Regions from separate parts of the Homo sapiens genome. Here region 2 is linked to region 1. Evidence: chromatin loops called from intact Hi-C (ENCODE). Cell type or tissue: endothelial cell of umbilical vein. All regions are shown on one strand. Links, peaks and the distances in the headings refer to the core of each region. The heading gives the core; the rest is flanking DNA. Region 1 overlaps SLC8A3 (solute carrier family 8 member A3). Region 2 overlaps SYNJ2BP-COX16 (SYNJ2BP-COX16 readthrough).

Evidence for each region. Peaks named below come from ENCODE experiments on the same cell type or tissue, not always from the same donor. Only the 100,000 strongest peaks of a DNase experiment are listed, where the experiment ranks them.
Region 2: it touches region 1 in a loop (2.7-fold over the local background); 1 of 110 quality-filtered maps calls a loop at or near these places.

The regions. Positions count from the first base shown.
Region 1 is chr14:70,082,788-70,091,664 of GRCh38, reverse strand. The region is part of intron 2 of SLC8A3 (solute carrier family 8 member A3); the gene reads left to right. Among named protein-coding and RNA genes, the nearest start is that of SLC8A3, 100 kb to the left of the region's middle. In endothelial cell of umbilical vein, for the core only: a CTCF peak has its summit at 4,410; no DNase peak of the experiment used is centred there.
Region 2 is chr14:70,398,899-70,407,775 of GRCh38, reverse strand. All of the region lies in intron 1 of SYNJ2BP-COX16 (SYNJ2BP-COX16 readthrough), which reads left to right. All of the region lies in intron 1 of SYNJ2BP (synaptojanin 2 binding protein), which reads left to right. Among named protein-coding and RNA genes, the nearest start is that of SYNJ2BP, 14 kb to the left of the region's middle. RefSeq lists an enhancer at 7,915-8,475. In endothelial cell of umbilical vein, for the core only: no CTCF peak of the experiment used is centred there; a DNase peak (open chromatin) is centred at 4,295.

The DNA.
Region 1 (8,877 bases), core at 289-8,288:
TGATTCAAATGATCAAAAGCACCAAGCTTCCCTGTTAGGATTCAAGGGAGGGGTGCGTGGCTCCGACACCAGATATCTGCAAAGCAATATGAAATGAGATCAATAGTAGACATTGAAAGATTGAAACTGATATAGGATATTCAAGTACCAGCTTCAAGAAAATGAAATGAGACCTAATAAAAGAGAGTAGGAGTCAAGGGGGTATACGATATTAAAGAAAGTGAAGAGCCAGGGTTTGTAGGAAGGAAGGGAGAAGAGGCAAAGAGAGCAGCTCTTTTAACACAGGAGCTTCCTCCTTTCCCATTCTCCCTCCTGCTAAAAGCCGAGTTTGTTTTAGCTGAAATGATTGTAAGACAAATTTTTGTTATTAAAAAAGGAGCTATTTTGTGTTGGTTTCCATTATAAAATCAGAGCTCTGCTGCCATAAAATTAAATCCCATAATAAAATGAGTAGAAAACGTGATGTCCTGCAGAAAGGAAGATGGCAGCCCACTCAGTGCCATGCTGGGCTTGACTATATACAAGCCGTGCATCTCCTGCTGCGAGTTGTAGCTGCTGCCCAGCAGTGCACATTATCGTTGCAGCTGTTTTCCTCACATTCTGAGGTTTATGAAATCCCTCATCCATCAATAATTGATCTTTAGCTCTTAGTCCAGGGGTTGTCAACTGGCACTCCATGGACCTTTAGAGGATTGATGGCTAGGTTTTCAAAGATCTTTGAACCCCCTGAAATTATATACAAAATATTGTGTGTGAGTATGTGCATTTTTCTGGTAAGAAGCACCTGAATTATCGAAGCAGTTTGTGATCCCCCAAAAAGCTAAGAACTACTTCCTAGAGCAAAGGGAGATTTTGCTACACTTAGAGATTTACACATTTGACCAGGGCAGCTCACACAAGTGGGATGCGGTTTCACATTTCATGGCAGATCTGCTTCCAGCTATACAAATTCATCAAGGAAATATTGTAATACTTCTATATGAATCAGGAATTCACTATATTTAACTTATTTGGAATAAGAACCACTATATATATACAAGTTTTTCCAAAAGACTGAAGGTTCTTCCTGTGGCAGGAAGGAATATGATTAGATTCATGAAGCGCCTTTATGTTTATATTTCAACTCTGAAAGATAATTGTGACTTTACTAAATCAAACCTGTATACCACGATTAGGAAAATGTGGACTGATTTGGGGTTCTAGGGGTAAAATGTGACCCCTGTGAAGTACCAATGCACCGTTCTTTTATCTGTGAACGGGCACTGAGCTTCTGAAATTAATTAGTAGGCAGGAGGACATGCGCATATGACGTGATAGTTTAAGTACTGATAATTATTCACTTGGAAGGGAAGAGAATAAAATTCAGAACACAGTATTCCTTAATGGGAAATCAACTTAGAGGAGGTAGGAGGGAGATCAAGCAAGAATATTTCTGGTAAAACATGCATAAATCAATGGTCAGCCAATGTGTTGATCAAAGAAATTATCTTTCGGGGAAAACAGTAGAAGGCAATTGAAAAACAAGCATCAGGCTGCATAAAAACAGCAAACAAAAGTCACAATGGCTTGATTGTGTGATGAGGTAATTAATGGCTGCAGTTAGCAAAATATGTTAAAAAAAAAGACAGAAAGGGTAGTTACAGGAGAAAAACATCCCCGCAGATCTTCAAAATCAGAAACAATGAAAATAATTATTTCAAAAATTAAGAAAAAAACTCTCTAATTTATACCTGAATTACCTGGATAATTGGTAAAATTTCCTGCGTATACAAATCTTGGTCCTCTGCTCCTCTCTCTATAAATAAATAGAAATGTATGAATCAATAGTCAGCCAATGTGTTGATCAAAGAAATTATCTTTTGGGGGAAAATTGGTAGAAGCCAATTAAAAAACAAGCATCATATTGCATGAAAACAGCAAACGGAAGTCACAATGGCTCGACGGTGTAATGAAGCCACACAATATGTATTAAACACATCATCTACACAGATGGATTCAAAGATACCTTCTTTGTGTCTAAGTCCCAAATCTGTGTTTCCTGGCTCTGTTCCCTCATATCTAGTCATTCTCCAAGTCAGCATGCCCAACTTGAAAGTGTCATTTTCAAAACCTGCTTCTTCTCTTCTGGAAGTTCTTCCTCTGCCCATTGCTCCACAATCCCCACCTCTTTCACCCAGTAGCAAACCTTAAATTTATCTTTTACTTTGTCTTACTTCCCCTTCTTATATTCAAAATGTTTCTCACTTGCATCTCTTTTCATTCATTTCATAAGCATTTATGAGCTCCTGTTATGGTTTGGAAACTGTTCTTCATGCTGGAGGTGGTCTTATAAACAAGTAATTTCAATTGAGTATTTAGTATGTTAAGTGCCATCCCAAAGGCAAACACCAGCTGTGGGAGGCTCCCCAAATCAGTCTAAGGAAGTTGGGAAAAGCATCTCAGAGAAGATGGTGTCTGAGATGGGGAGGATGTGTGGAACTGGGCAAGGAAGAGAACAAGTAACAACATTCTAGAAAAAGGCCTCTTTCAGCATGCTAAGAAGTTTGGAGGACAGAGGAGTTACCATTCAAAATTTGGAGGGAAGGAAGAGCATACTGAGGTTTGCCACTTGAACAGATAACTTCAGCTGTGTTGGGTGAGTGAAGTTGAGTGGGTACAAATCAGGTCAGGAATATAAGTTAGGAGACTGTTACTAGAATCCAGGCCAGAGGTGATGGTGGCCAATATATGAGAGTTTTAGCAGGGAATGAAAAAAAGAAAATGTGTTCATGAGGTAGAAGTAGGTAAAAAGAACAGGATCTGGTTCCTGATTGGAAATGGGGGTAGTCTGGAGAGGAAGCCAGAATGCAGGCAAGAATGCATAGTGGTACCATCCACTGACATAGGGATTAAAGGAGGAGAAGAAGCTTTGGTAAAGAAAATAAGAAGTTCAGCTATGGAATGTTTGAATTTGATTTCTCTGATGAGGAGTAGTTCTAGGTGATGATAATGCTCAGGGTGTAGACTTGAGAGTGGATGGGTAAAGTAAAGGTTGAGGCTATTAAAAGGGAAAAGGTCAAGGAACTGAGGGCCAAGGATTTATAATAAGTTATCTTGGGCCACTAAAGCCACGCAGGATGCTGGCAGGAAACCTATGAGCCAGGTCTTCAATGTTGAGTCCAGTGACTCAGGTGTCAGAAGCAGCAGGAGAAGCATTGATAGCCTGATGGGGAAGGAGCCGTTACCTGAGAGTAGCAGAGAGAGTTATCCTAGCTGACACAGCTCTCAGGGATTTGCTTCTAAAGCAATCCTTAGGAAAGAAAGAGCAGTATCCACAGGAGACTGGTGGGCACTGGCTTCCCCAGAAAACCTACCTAGATGAATTCTATTCTCAAGGGACTCCTATTTAGATAAGGGGCTTTGTTAGTTCTCAGAGCAACACCAAACAGATGTATATCTCATTACTTGCCCCCACAACCTTTCTGCTCTGGCCACATGGGCCTACCCACTGTCTGCTAAATGCACTTCATATTTTCTTGTTTCAGTGCCTCAGTATTCATAATCTTCTTTTCCTAATCTCTGCCCCTCACTTACCTGAATCTTTTGTATTCTCAATGACCTGCTCCATCCCAGCCCTTTCAAGAACCTTTAATACCTACCAAGTGAATACTCTCTCCATTGATTACACACTTCCTGTAGCACCTGTTCTATAATTATGAAATATTACCTATTGTACACATATATTTCAATCTCTTGGTGGACAGAGAATCCAATTTATGCCTTGTCAATTTGTAGCACATTTCCTTGCATATGTAGATGCACCATGAATATTTAGAGAACTTGTTAGTTAATTTCCTGTTTAACATGGGCTGCAAAGTTCTGGTCCATGCACGTCTTTTATAAAATAGAAATGACGGATGGTGCATGGAGCTTAAATTCCATGAAGCAGAAACATATGAGAGATGGAGCTGAATTTGTTTGCCTGTACAGCTCTTACAGCAATTGCTTCCAATTTGTTTGATTTACCTAAGAGCTAAAATTGTAAATGGCAGCTCAAATGATTTTTCTGTACATTCAGAAAATGAGTTTGAATATTTGTTGGAGAGTAACTGCTTAAGACATGAAAAAGGGGGAGATTATAGCTTTTAACTCTTTTTTATGGCAGAGCATTAAGGAAAAAAAAGTGCAGATAAATGAGATCAAATGGCAAGTGTCTGAACCTGCTGGACACAAGTCCCGGTAGCCATTGATAGACAGTGTTTATATGACTTCTGGGCCATCAATAGATAGATAAGGTACATCAGCGGCCAATGTTCCAGGAAGTTTGAGAAGATAAATGGAAGTTGCACAGCAGCCTAAGAGCTTCCTTAGGAGGGCTGTGCTCCTCCAGAGCGCCATCTGTCTGTGTCTTCCTGTTCTTCTTCTTCACATTAAATGCTTTTCCTTTTCTCATTTTTATGATGGTTATCCTAAAGATATGCTAGCCTGGACTTTGACAAGGACATCTGGAGATAAGAAAGATTCTGAATTATTTTTCCCTTTGGGCAATTGTAGCAATTTTAAAACTATGTTAGATGGCTAGAGATTCTTGAGAATATTTCTTTTCTTGGAAAATCATAAGGCTTTGGATAGTGGTACCTATAGAAGCTGACATCAGCAGCAGCCTGCCTCCAGTCGATCAGGGCCTTTGGAACTTCACGGGGCTCCTCTACTGACAGCCCCATCGGTTTCCCTCCAGCACACGTAACTCAGCATTGACTCTGGGTAGTAGAGGGTGGTTTATGGAATCTGATTCATCTCAGAAAGAGGTGGATGCAAACACATTCCCAGAGCAGAAGGCTTGGCATGTCTGGTCTTAGGCAGAGGGAACTGGAGATACTTGTCCTATTGTTCTTGAGATTCCAGCAAAAATAGCCCATTACAGAGGAAGAAGATATCAGGTCAAATGAAGGCTTTGGTGCTACAACATTGTCTTAGAAAAAAAAAGAAAGAAATTGGCCAAGTGCAGTGGCTCAGCACTTTGGGAGGCTGAGGGGGGCAGACCACTTGAGATCAGGAGTTCGAGACCAGCCTGGCCAACATGGCGAAACTCCGTCTCTACCAAAAAGTATTAAAAAATAGCCGAGTGTGGTGGCGGGCTCCTGTAATCCCAGCTACTCGGGAGGCTGAGGCCGGAGAATCACTTGAACCTGGGAGGCGGAGGTTGCAGTGAGCCAAGATCGTGCCATTGCACTCCAGCCTGGGCAACAGAGTGAGACTCCATCTCAAAAAAAAAAAAAAAAAAGAAAAAAGAAAAAGAAAAAAGAAAAGAAAGAAATTAAATTAAAAAAATTGTTTTTTAAACAAAGGAAGGCTTTGGGCTTGGAGTCCAACTAAGCTAGGCTGGAATCCCGGTTTCATCTCGCTTCTCTGTGCAACTTTGGATTTTACTGAATCTCTCTTATTCTCAATTCCCTCCTCTGTAAAATGAAGATAATGCTAGTACCTGTCTCATCAAGTTGAAGGAGACTTAAATGAGATGTGTTGAAAGCATTTAGCATAGTATGTGGCACATAAAGAACACTCAATAAATGCTGGCTATAAAGAAGCCAGAGAGAGACTCGGAGGTGATGAGAGAGGCCACAATTCCCTCCATTTCATTGAAAAGCAATTTTTATTATCTCATTTGAAAGGCAGTATAGTATAGTGGTTAAGGACATGCACTATGGAGCTAGACCTCCTCAGTTCACTTTCTGTCTCTATCATTTATTAGCTGTGACTTAACCTTCTTGTGCCTCAGTTTTTATCATTTTTGAGAGAGGAGTAATAATAGTTCCTACTCTGGTGTGTTGTGGAGATTTGATGAGTTAATACATATAAAGCACACATAGTAGTGCCTGGAGCATATTAAATGACATGTAAGTATTAGCTGTTATTTTATTAAACAACATGTGGCATAGGACATATTGGAACTTTGAAGTCTTTGAGGCTCTTCCCAGTTTCATAAATCAGAGACTACAGTATAAATATCTGCTTACATGTCTGCTTTCCCCATTGGACTGCGAAATCTTGAAACTGTTTTATTCATCTCTGCATAGTGTTGGCATCGTATTATGATACCTGACATTTACCAGGTGCCAAATGGGACTGGGCATGTTGTAGGGATTCAGTCAATGTGGGTCATTGCAGGCGGGGAGGTGGGTCGGGTTAAAGGTAAGAGAAGGGCCTTGGGGCATCACATTAAGTAGTTACCAGATTGAACTGCAAACATTGCTATCCAGGAGAAATCAGGTCAATATTTCACCTTCATGGCAATACCAGTACAGTCCAAGGAGAATGCATAGAAGGAAAGAAATCATAATCTGATTGTATGTGTTTTTTTAGTAGTAAATAATAATAATTATTACTATTCCTATATAATTTTGTGTGTTGGTGTGTTTTGTTTTGTTGTGCATGAAAAATGGGGTGCTAATCTATTCCCCTTCCCAACACCAGTGCTCAGAAGAAATTTCCACAGATAGAGAATCTATAGGTTATGAATTTGGCCTTGATGGATTCTGGGTCACTATTTCTCAATGTTTGTCCATGTCATGTGAAGCTCTTAAGATAAAGAACAATGTCTTACTCGTCTTTTTAACTTCTTTACCCCCTAATGCCTATCACATACTTTGCCCATGGAAACTCAATAGACATTTGTAAATGGAATTTAATTTCTGAGGTCCAGTAAAGCCTTTTTCCATCCTTCCCCTACTACACAGTTTGTCTAACCATGTCTTCCCTTCCATCATCCACCTTATAAACGTTATTACTCATTCTTCCATCACATTCTTGACACCTCCCATGTCCAATGTCAAACAAGTACCATTTGGGAAACAGAATTCTAGGAATCTGGAGACCTAGAGCTCTTCAGACCCTGAAATCCAGTTTTCTGAGCTGAGACAGTTTCTTAATTTCTCACTCCAACTCCGTTTCTCCTCTTTCTCAATGGATATTTTCCAAGTCTCCATTAGGCATATAGCAATTCCAGAAAACATTCAATTTTCCCTTCTCTTAATGTCATGCTCCAAAACACCACATTCCCTCTAGACATTGAGCATTGGAGAGAGATGGAAAAGTACTTTGAAAATGTGTGCATGTGAGAAAAATGCTAAGTGTTCTGTCTGGTCACTTCAATGACAAGTTTGCTACTTTAGAAACTTGACTAAACAGAGTGTGAGGAAAAACATGAAAAGAAAAAAATGTGTTCAGCTTGGCTGAATAATGACCAGCAGGGTGAAAAGATAAGATAACCACCCGCTCACAGGATTTCTATCCTCAAGCCCCAGAAGGTTGACAACAGCAGACACTGAAACTACTCTTAATGGAGGGTGTGCTAAAGAAGCAACATTATAGCCGCTTTTAGGAAAGCAAATAGGAAAGTTGGTGAAATAGAGAAGATGCCTAAGCATGTGAGATACCACCTCCATCTTGGAAAATAACCAAGGTGATACAATGTTATGCAGGACCCCTTAATTAAAACAGATTTAGTGATTAATATCAGGAGCATTGTCAAGAATCACAACAACAGCAATTAGTTACTATTGAGCAATTTCTGCTAAGTAATTTGCAGGAGGGCATCTCACTTAATTATCACATCCTTTTATAGATGAGAATATAGAGGCTTAAAAAGGTGCTTTTCCCAATGTTATTCAGCTATAAGTGGTCAGTCATGACTCAAACATAGGTCAACCTGACAACAAGATCTTCACTCTTAACTTCTCTTCTGTGTTGTAATACCCTTGATCCATGGAAATGGACCATCTTCATATACTGCTTTTTTGCCTCCGGAATGTCCAGGTATGGATTGGGTAATGCTCAAAGACAGAGAGGAATAGAGTATTAAAAAGATCCCTGGCCTCATTTTCTGAAGACATGAGCCTAAGCTGAGCTGTACCATTTACCATCTATGTGAACTTGGGCAGATTTTTTGACACTGCTGGGTCTCAATTCCTGTAACTGTCAAGTGGAAGTGAGCCTAACTGCATAGACTTCACTGGGCTGTTAAGAGAATAAAATGAAATAACTGTAAACAGAAGTGCCTAGTGCACATGCAAAGGATTATTGGGGCTTTCTACCCTTCAGGGATTAGAAGTTGATAGTAGGCAACAAGTTATAAGAAATACAGTCAATTGTCTGCTGACCAGGGCTAGAGTTAATTGTCTCTGGAAAAAAGGACTTGCCTCTCTTTCTCTTCTTCCTCCAAAACTTAAGACGTTTGCAGCTGAATCCCCAACAGGATTTTGTTTTCCTTTGGGAGAGAGGAAACAGACCAATATACCCCCAAAACTAACCCCATAATTTCATTTCAGCAGTAAAGTGAGGTCCTTGATAACTGCCCTGCCCAACCTGCAGGGTGGTTGGGAAACTCTGAATGGTCATGCATGGGGAAGCATTTTGTCCACTGTAAAGAGCTCTCCGGAGATGATAAATCTCATCAGAAGGCTTCATGCTTGAGGCATGGATTCTTGGAAAAACAATCACTCTACGTATGTGGTCAGAATCTAAAGGAGATGCTGGGGAGAGGAGCTAGGTCAGTCTCCAAAGTGGAACAGTAGAAACTAATCATGTGGAGCCTAAACTTATGAAGGTTTTTAAAATCAGAATTGGCCACCTTCCTTTGGACCATGAGCTCAGATTGTGAGGTGTGACTAGGTCACGTCTCCTTCCTGCCCCTGTTTCCCTCCTCTCCCTACCTGTCCCTCCTTGACCCCAGGAAAAATTGCCGGGATATGAAAGTTAATTATGACCCAAGGGAATTGGTACAGATGGGGAAGAAAGAAATGCATTCAAGAGCATTTCCATCAGTATTGAAATTACACAGAAGGCTGGTGAATTTGGGCTATCCATTCTTGCCTCCCTCTGTGCCCATAATTCCTTGGC
Region 2 (8,877 bases), core at 198-8,197, 320 kb before region 1:
CGATAGCAAATATTAAATTTTGTTTACTGTATAATGCAAAGTAGAGAATGTCCAAAGATGGCTAGAAAGGTAGATTATGGTGATTTTGAGTTTAAACTTCATCTTCTATGTTTTTTTTTTTACTTTGATTTTATCTTGGGGATATACTTAGAATTTATTTAAAAATCATTTTATCATATTTGCATAGGAAATAGTAGAAAAAGTCTACTGTAAGGAGGATACTATAACAAATTTTTTTTTTGCTTAATTAACACAAAATTGGTGCTTTGAGAAACTTTAGCCTTTTATTATTGACTAAGTTGGTGCAGAAGTAATTGTGGTTTTTGCCATTTTTTTTTTTTTTTTTGAGACGGAGTCTCGCTCTGTTGCCCAGGCTGGAGTGCAGTGGCACAATCTCGGCTCACTGCAAGCTCCGCCTCCCAGGAGATCACGCCATTCTCCTGCCTCAGCCTCCCAAGTAGCTGGGACTACAGGCGCCTGCCACTATGCCTGGCTAATTTTTTGTATTTTTAGTAGAGACATGGTTTCACCATGTTAGTCAGGATGGTTGTGATCTTCTGACTTCATGATCCACCTGCCTCGGCCTCCCAAAGTGCTAGGAGTACAGGTGTGAGCCACCGCACCTGGCCGGTTTTTGCCATTTTTTATAGCAAAAACTGCAATTACTTTTGCACCAACCTAATAAGTAGGAGTCATTAATAAATGTTTAAAATGCTTGCATTTTTGTACATAATCACCAGGTTCATCTCAACTTTTTTGAGGCATGATTCACATTCAATGAAGTGCAGGTGTAATCACCCAATGGGTTCTTCTTGCTCGCTGCCTAGACTGAGCCAATTTATCAAGGCAAGGGAATTGCAATAGAGAAAGAGTTTCATTCACACAGCGCTAGCTGTACAGGAGACTGGAGTTTTATTATCAGTCTCCCTGAAAACTCAGGGATCAGGGTTTTTAAGGATAATTTGTCAGGTGGGGGGTTGGAAAGTGGGGATCACTGATTGGTCAGGTCAGAGAAGAAATCATGGGGAGTTGAAGCTGTCCTCTTGTGCTGTGTTGTTTCTTGGGTGGGCACTACAAAGACTAGATGAGTTAGTTTATAGATCTAAGTGGTGCTGCCTGATCCATTGAGTGCAGGGTCTGCAAAATATCAGAAGCACTGATCTTAGGTTTTACAATCGCGATGTTATCCCCTGGAGCAATTCGGGGAAGTTCAGAATCTTGCAGCCTCCAGCTGCATGACTCCTAAATCATAATTTCTAATCTTGTGGCTAATTTGTTAGTCCTGCAACGGCAGTATAGTCCCCAAGCAAGAAGGGGGTTTATTTCAGCAAAGGGCTGTTATCTTTGTTTCAAAGTTAAACTGTAAGCTAAGTTCCTCCCAAAGTTAGTTTGGCCTACACCCAGGAATGAACAAGGACAATTGGAGATTAGAAGCAAGATGGAGTCAGTTAGGTCAGATCTCTTTCACCATCATAATTTTCTCAGTTACAATTTTTGGAAAGGCAGTTTCATAAGCATTTTAAATATAAAGTTTATTTTGTAGTTGTTGGGTGTGTTATTCTGCAAAGGTAACCTGACGTTCCTGGTGTGTGTGTGTGGTGGTAGGCCCCCTCCTGCCCTGCTTATGCCTGACTGGCTACCTACTATAACAATATGATTTTAACATATAAGCCTAATACGTATCTGTTGGACTTCCAGGGGTTCCTTTTGGAAAAGGGTTAAAGTTAGAATTTGAAATTTAGTTTTGGAAAGCATGTCAAATAATGCAGGTTGAAAACACTTAATCTAAACAGGATCACAAGACACAATAAATAATAGTCATTAATTAAGTCAAGGTGATAATTGAAAGCAAAGACCTTTACTCTTGAATAGAAAGGAGACTTGGTTTCCCAAACAATCAAAAGACCTAATAAAGACAGCACAAGACCAACACATCTTTTTCTCTTTTTATTTTTGTAGATTACTCAAAAGGTGAACAAGTCTTTTATTATCTCTTAGTATATGAAAATATTGTTTAAAAGAGAGAACCATATTCTACCTTTGCATCAGTATGTTGTTAATGCTAAAGCTAACTTTAATAAACAAATCCATCTAATCTCAATCAGCTTTGAACACACAAGATTCCCATAACCCTTTTTTAATCTATTAAAGAGCAGATCAGTGGCCCCCAAAACCCATTATTTTGAGTCTGGCCTTGCATCAGTGTGCTTTTGATATTAATGCTCAATTTTGATTTTGATGCTCAGTTTTTTAAAAAGTGAAATAATCCCCTTCTAATTTTAGCCAACTTGATCACTCACAAAATTCATAAGATTCATGTTCCACAAAACTTCTATTAGGTTGGTGCAAAAGTAATTGCAGTTTTTGCCATTACTTTTGCACCAACCTAATACAACCTGTTCAAACCTTCAGTTTTGTCCTATACTTCCTTTTTGATATTGGCATTCTACCTTAGGACAGAAATTTATTATACATTTATTTCCCCATTATCATTCATTCATTCATTTATTTTTTTCCGTAGACATTCTACAACCTGTTTAAATCTTTAGTTTTGTCCTATACTGACTTTCTGATATTGGCATTCTACCTTAAGACAGAAATTTACATTTCCTTCTTTCCTATCATTGATTGATTTGATTGATTGATTGACTGACAGGGTCTCACCCTGTCACACAACTTGAAGTGCAGTGGTGTGATTACAGCTTACTGCAGCCTCATCCTCCTGGGCTTTGATGATCCTCTCACTTTAGCCTCCTGAATAGCTGGGACTACAGGCACACACCACCACACCCAGATAATTTTTTGTATTTTTTGTAGAGATGGGGTTTTGCCATGTTGCCCAGGTTGTTCTTGAACTCCTGTACTCAAGCAATCCACCCACTTCAGCCTCCCAAAGTGCTGGAATTACAGGCGTGAACCGCTATACCTGGCCCTCCTTATTTAATTTACATTTCTTTCCTCCTTATTTTGTCCACACAAAGTTACCATGTAAAGAAAAGTGATCTCTATTGTCAACTTTCTTCACATCTTACTTTCTTTATATGCACTGTATTTAGAATTGTTTCTCTTGTGTTCAGTAGTTTTAATTGTATATATTGACGGTAACTTTAACTCTTAGTAACCCTAATTTCCAGTGAAGAACCTAGGAAGTAAGGTAATTTTGAACAGTTTTATACCAGTATTTGTAGATAGAACCATTTCATAATTTCTAGAAAGATAACCTTCTCAATCTGTTTGTTAACAGATCTAAATATATTTAGCTTTTCTATACCATGTAAATGACTCAGACATTTTATAATTATCTGTTACTTAATTTAGCATAACATGATTTTAAGTTTCTGAAAAAGATTCTTAAAATTATGAAAAACTTGCTTATACACTTTTATACCATTTATATTCATTTAATTTATTCATTTTTAAAAGTTAGACTTGTATAGATCATTAAACAAAGCTGGCCGTCATCCCAAGTTACTTATTTTTTTGTGTTTGTCTTTAAGACAGGGTCTTGCCCGGTCACCTAGGCTGGAGTAGAGTGGTGCTATTATGGCTCACTCCAGGCCTACAGTAGTGCACCACCATGCCCTGCTAATTTTTTTTTTTAATTTTTCATTTTTGTAGAGACAGGATCTTGCCAGTTGCTTAGGCTGGTCTTGAGCTCCTGGCCTTATGGATGTTAGCTACCATGCCTGGCCTCAAGTTATTTCTTTGTTAATAGTTTCCACAGCTTGTGAAAGAAACCCTGACGTTACATACATGCATATTTTGCTGATCAGAAGAAACAGCCATTTTCATTAAACCAACAAAGTAGTCTTATTTTTGTAATGTGAACTAAAAGGCATTTGAGTTACTTTCTATATTTCTGATAAAATACTTGATTTAAGTGCTTACCTTTAAAGCCATTTTGTTACTGGAAAGGGGTCCTGATCCAGACCCGAAGAGAGGGTTCTTGGATCTCACGCAAGAAAGAATTTGAGGCAGTCCATAAAGTGAAAACAAGTTTATTAAGAAAGTAAACAAATAAAAGAATGTCTAATCCATAGGCAGAGCAGCCCTGAGAGCTGCTGGTTGCCCATTTTTATGGCTATTTGTTGATTATATGCTAAACAAGGGGTGGATTATTTATGCCTCCCCTTTTTAGACCATATAGGGTAATTTCCTGACATTGCCATGGCATTTGTAAACTGTCTTGGCGCTGGTGGGAGTGTAGCAGTGAGGACCACCAGAGGTCACTCTCATCACCATCTTGGTGGCTTTTGGCCAGCTTCTTTACAGCAGCCTGTTTTATCAGCAAGTTTTTCATGACCTGTATCTCGTGCCAAACTTCTTTTTCACGCCATGACTAAGAATCCCTTAACTTACTGGGAATGCAGCCCAGCAACCTTATTTTACCTAGCTCCTATTCAAGATGGAGTTGCTCTGGTTTAAACGCCTCTGACAAATTCATTAGAATGTTTTCATGTATTTTGGTAGTGAAGTATCACATACACATGACACATAAACATAGAGACATACAGACACAGTGACAGAAACAGATCTTATAGCTTTATAAGATTCTTCATTTGCCAGTTTGCAGATAATCTCTCCCTGTTTAGACTACCAGTTCCTTGATTACTTATTCCATTGCCCTAAACAGTTGTTTAGCTAGGTAACCCTAAATTGCAAACATTACTCTTAGGTGAAAATTGATACCCCTAGAGGCATAGAACTTATATCTATATACCATTATTTGCTGAAACAAAAAGAATCAGTCAAGATAAGATTGCCAGGAAAAGTATCTTTAAACATAGGTAAGGTTTGTTATGTCAACTTTAAGCCAGTGTCTTTCCCATTGTAAAAATTTCTAGCTGCTTGGGTATAGGGGCATGTCCTTACAAATGGAGATTTCCTTTATAGAAGTAAATTTATTTTACATAGAGTTTCAAAGTAGCCAGCTAAGTGCTAGAAAGTTGTATTTTGGAGACTATAATCTTGTTAGATACTTAGTTCGTTTCTTGATTAGATTACTGACTTCAAAGTGGAGCCCTTTCATGAATGGGACCAGGAAAGTATTTGCAGTTTCCAGGGCCTAATAGATATATATTTTAAAAATTTCTTTCTTTTTTTTTTTTTAAAGCAGGCTTTCATTATGTTACCCAGGCTGGTCTTGAGCTCCTGGACCCAAGTGATCCTCCCACTTCAGCCTCCCTGGGACTACAGGTGCACCACCTGTTGTCCCAGTGAGGACTGCCTCAGGGCCTGATATTAAGTGTCTAAAAACCAGGCAGATTTGCAGGGCAGTGCATCTGGATCTTTAAAAATCAAGGAAACCACTTTTACGTGAATCTTGGGTCTCCACAAAGAGCAAAATGCCATGATACCAGGCCACACAAACCTCCACAGCGCACCTCACTACAAAGACATTAAGCCACACCTTTCTTACCTAAATGTTTAAAAAATAAAATAAAATGAGTAGCTGCCTATAGTAATAACCATTCACCATAAACAACTGCTGTTAGTCACCTCCAATACTGTAGCTCTTGTCAGTGACTTACCAGCCATAACATACACAAAGGTCTCTTTCACAGTACAAAGTAATCTCTGGTACTCTCAAAAGCCAACAAGTAATGCAGTATGGAAGAGAGCAGAGTTTTAGACCTGAGAGGAACCTGTCCATGACTTTTCAGACTCCACAAGAAGACAGAATACCCCAAAAAGGGAGTGAATGGTGTGTTTTTTCAGCGTTCCTTGAGGGGTCTGAGTCGTTAGAAGTCTCCTTTAGATTTCTTCCTGTGGTATCAAAATAACAAAAGGAAGGAAGAGCAGAGTGGAAAGAAATAGAACAAGTTTAGCCAGGAACAGTGGCTCATGCTTGTAAGCCTAACTGTTTGGGAGGCGGAGGTGGTAGGTTCACTTGAGCTAGGAGTTTGAGACCAGCCTGGGCAAAATAGCAAGACCCTGTCTCTACATAAAAAAAGAAAAGAAAAACATTAGCTGGGTGTGGTGGTGTGCTCCTGTAGTCCGAGCTATTTGGGAGGCTGAGGTGGGAGAATCACTTGAGCCTGGGCGATTGAGGCTGCAGTGAGCTGTGCCACTGCACTCCAGCCTGGGCAACAGAGCAAGAGCCTGGAGATTTTAAATTTTGTAAAAGGCCAGTGAAGTTTTATATTTTTCTCAGCAAAAATTATGCCAGCAAGATTGGAAACAAACAGAAGACTCAAGGTATCAAACATATTTAAAAAGGGGTCTCAATTGACTGAAAAAAAAAAAAAAAGCCAAGAACCAGGATCCAAGAGAGGAAAAAAGCAGAAAGTCCTTTCCCCCCCACAAAAGATAGCCTAAATATTACTTTTAATTAAGCTTTTTTTCTTTTATTAAAAAAAAATACATTGCCCAGGCTGGTCTCAAACTCCTGGCCTGAAGTGATCCTCTCTCCTTGGCCTCCCAAAGTGCTAGGATTACAGGTGTGTGAGCTGCCATGCCCAGCCCTAAGTAAGCTGACTTCTGACCAGAGAACTCTAAAAAATAATCTTTTCAAATCTCTTATTATCAGATTTTAACCAAGACAATTATAAAGTAGGTCTCTCATTCAGTTTGTACGGTTCTAAAACCAGCTTTTTTTTTCCCTCTTGTGCTTGCAAATGAATTATTTTATACATTTCAGAGGATCCCTGTTTTGGCTGTTGCTGCTTATCAGCATCCCAAGTTAAGTGAGTCCACTTTCCTAGATATTTACAAGAGGATGTCCCATAAGTGTTATATATAAGTCATGCTGGTGTTTCTAAAAAGAGCACTCGAATTTTGAAGCTTAATTTTTCATAATTTACGGACTTTTCAAAAGTCATAAACTGCTTCTTTGGCTTTTGAAAATTCTTCAACTTGCCTGCTTTACAGTTTGGTAAGGCTGGGGAACATATGCCACACCCCTAGCTATGTTAGAAATAGACCTTATCAGCATCTAAGTAAATAATTAAAATAACTTACCAGATTTTTCATCAAAATTAAGAATTGCTAACAGTTACCATTATAACATGTAATTGAGACTACTGAGGATAGATTTACATGCAAGGTGTGTAAAGAATGTAAAACGTGTCTTTAGTAAAAGTATAAGAAGGCATGGGAATATACATTTTTGCCTAGTTTAGGGGGTTAAATGATTGTTTTAAATTAGGTAAGATAAAGCTAAATGTTTAAACAAGTTGTGGAAGATTTGTAAAGGTTAATCTTAAAAACAAAATTCTGTGTGGGAATACTAAATTCAAAAGGGTATTGTTTGTTTTTTTTTATAAAGTGAACTTGGGAATAAAACCACAAGGGTTTCTAAAGGCACTGTTCTACTCTTTAACAAAAATTTGTAAAGGGATTGTCAAGATAAAGATAGGGTTTAGTCTTCTTCAGGTTATATTTTGGTGAATAATACTTGTGTATGTTCCAAAATTGTATGGGACTTCAAAAATCCAAATGTCTGAGTATATGCTGTCAATCATAATTAGGGTTATCGTATTGGGTTATTGTAATCCACAGAGGTTACCAAATTTCTTAGTCATTTGTGTTTTTGAATGAAACGACCTTAGGATATTTTGGCATTCACAGACAATTGTTGTCTTGTTTTGATCCTCTTCAAAAGATGGATTATAGTCCTTGAGTACAGGTTTCTGATAACTTTGGAGATTGTGAACAGGAGTTGACTGAGTGATCTGAACTAATGGAAGACTGAAATAATCCTTTTTGACTTTTTGCTTGGAACATTGCTGCTCATTTGTTTTGTATTTCAGAGTCAAGGAAACTTTTCTCTTTTTTGCAGCTTTTGACAATTGTAGGGGTGAACCAACCAGTGATCTCTGACTGCAGCTCAAAAGAAATAAAAGGGGTGGGCTGTCAAACTCCAAATGGTCATGGAAATGGAGCCTCGGATGATGGCTCCCTTTTACTGGGGACCCTTAGGTAGGACCCTGAGAGGAAATCTGCTGTTTTCCCCAAAACAACACCAATCAGCATGAAGCTGACCCTTAGATAGGATCCTGAGAGAAAATCTCCTGTTTTCCACAAATTAACACCCTCTGTCAGCATGAAGCAGTTAAGAGCAGTCATCGTCCCTATCTTAACAGCAGTTAGATGTTCCTCTTCAGAGGGGGAATTCATGGCAGTGCCATCACACTGGCTGCAGCGGGGAGGCGTGGGCAGTGACAGCAGGAGTGGCTGCGGGAGCAGCAATGGCAGTGGTGGGTCCCCTATGCCTTGCGTCCCTGAGGCAGCCAACTGTGTGTCCCCCACCCTCACATGGCCAGGCAGGACCCATCCCCAGGTCCGGAGCCTCTGTTGCTCCAGACCCTGGCCCTGCATTGCCTCTCTTGCCTGCTGCCACTGCAGGGAGAGTGTGGGGAGGAGGCAGGGCTGGGCCCCGGGCAGTGCCTTGCTCCATGGAGCCAGTGGGAGCCAGGGACAAGCAGGAACCCCACTGGAGCCTGCTGCCCTGGGGGCTGCGCTATGGGGCGAGGCCGAGATGGGCGCCAGCAGGTGAGCAGTGTGGTCGAGCAGAGAGGGGCCGTGAGGCCAGGGTGGGCCTGGGGCAGTGCCACGCTTCTACACAGAGCATGGGGGCTGGGCCAGGGGTGCAGAGCTGGGGCCGCACGTTGGGGCCCCAGGGTGGGAAGTGGGAGCGGCGCCTGCTTTGGGGACCTGGCCAGCGGAGCACCCACCACACCCACCCACCACGGGCACTGCAGTGGGTTCTTGCACCTTGGGAGCAGCCTCCGCGGGGCCGCATCCCCGGGGTCCACCCTGCATCTGGGTGACTTCCGAGCCTGACACTTGTGATGGCCAGGACTGGGGCCCACTATCTGCTCCTGGAGGCCCCCTATCTGCTCCTAGAGGCCCCCTATAGGCAGGGCTGTGAGCCAA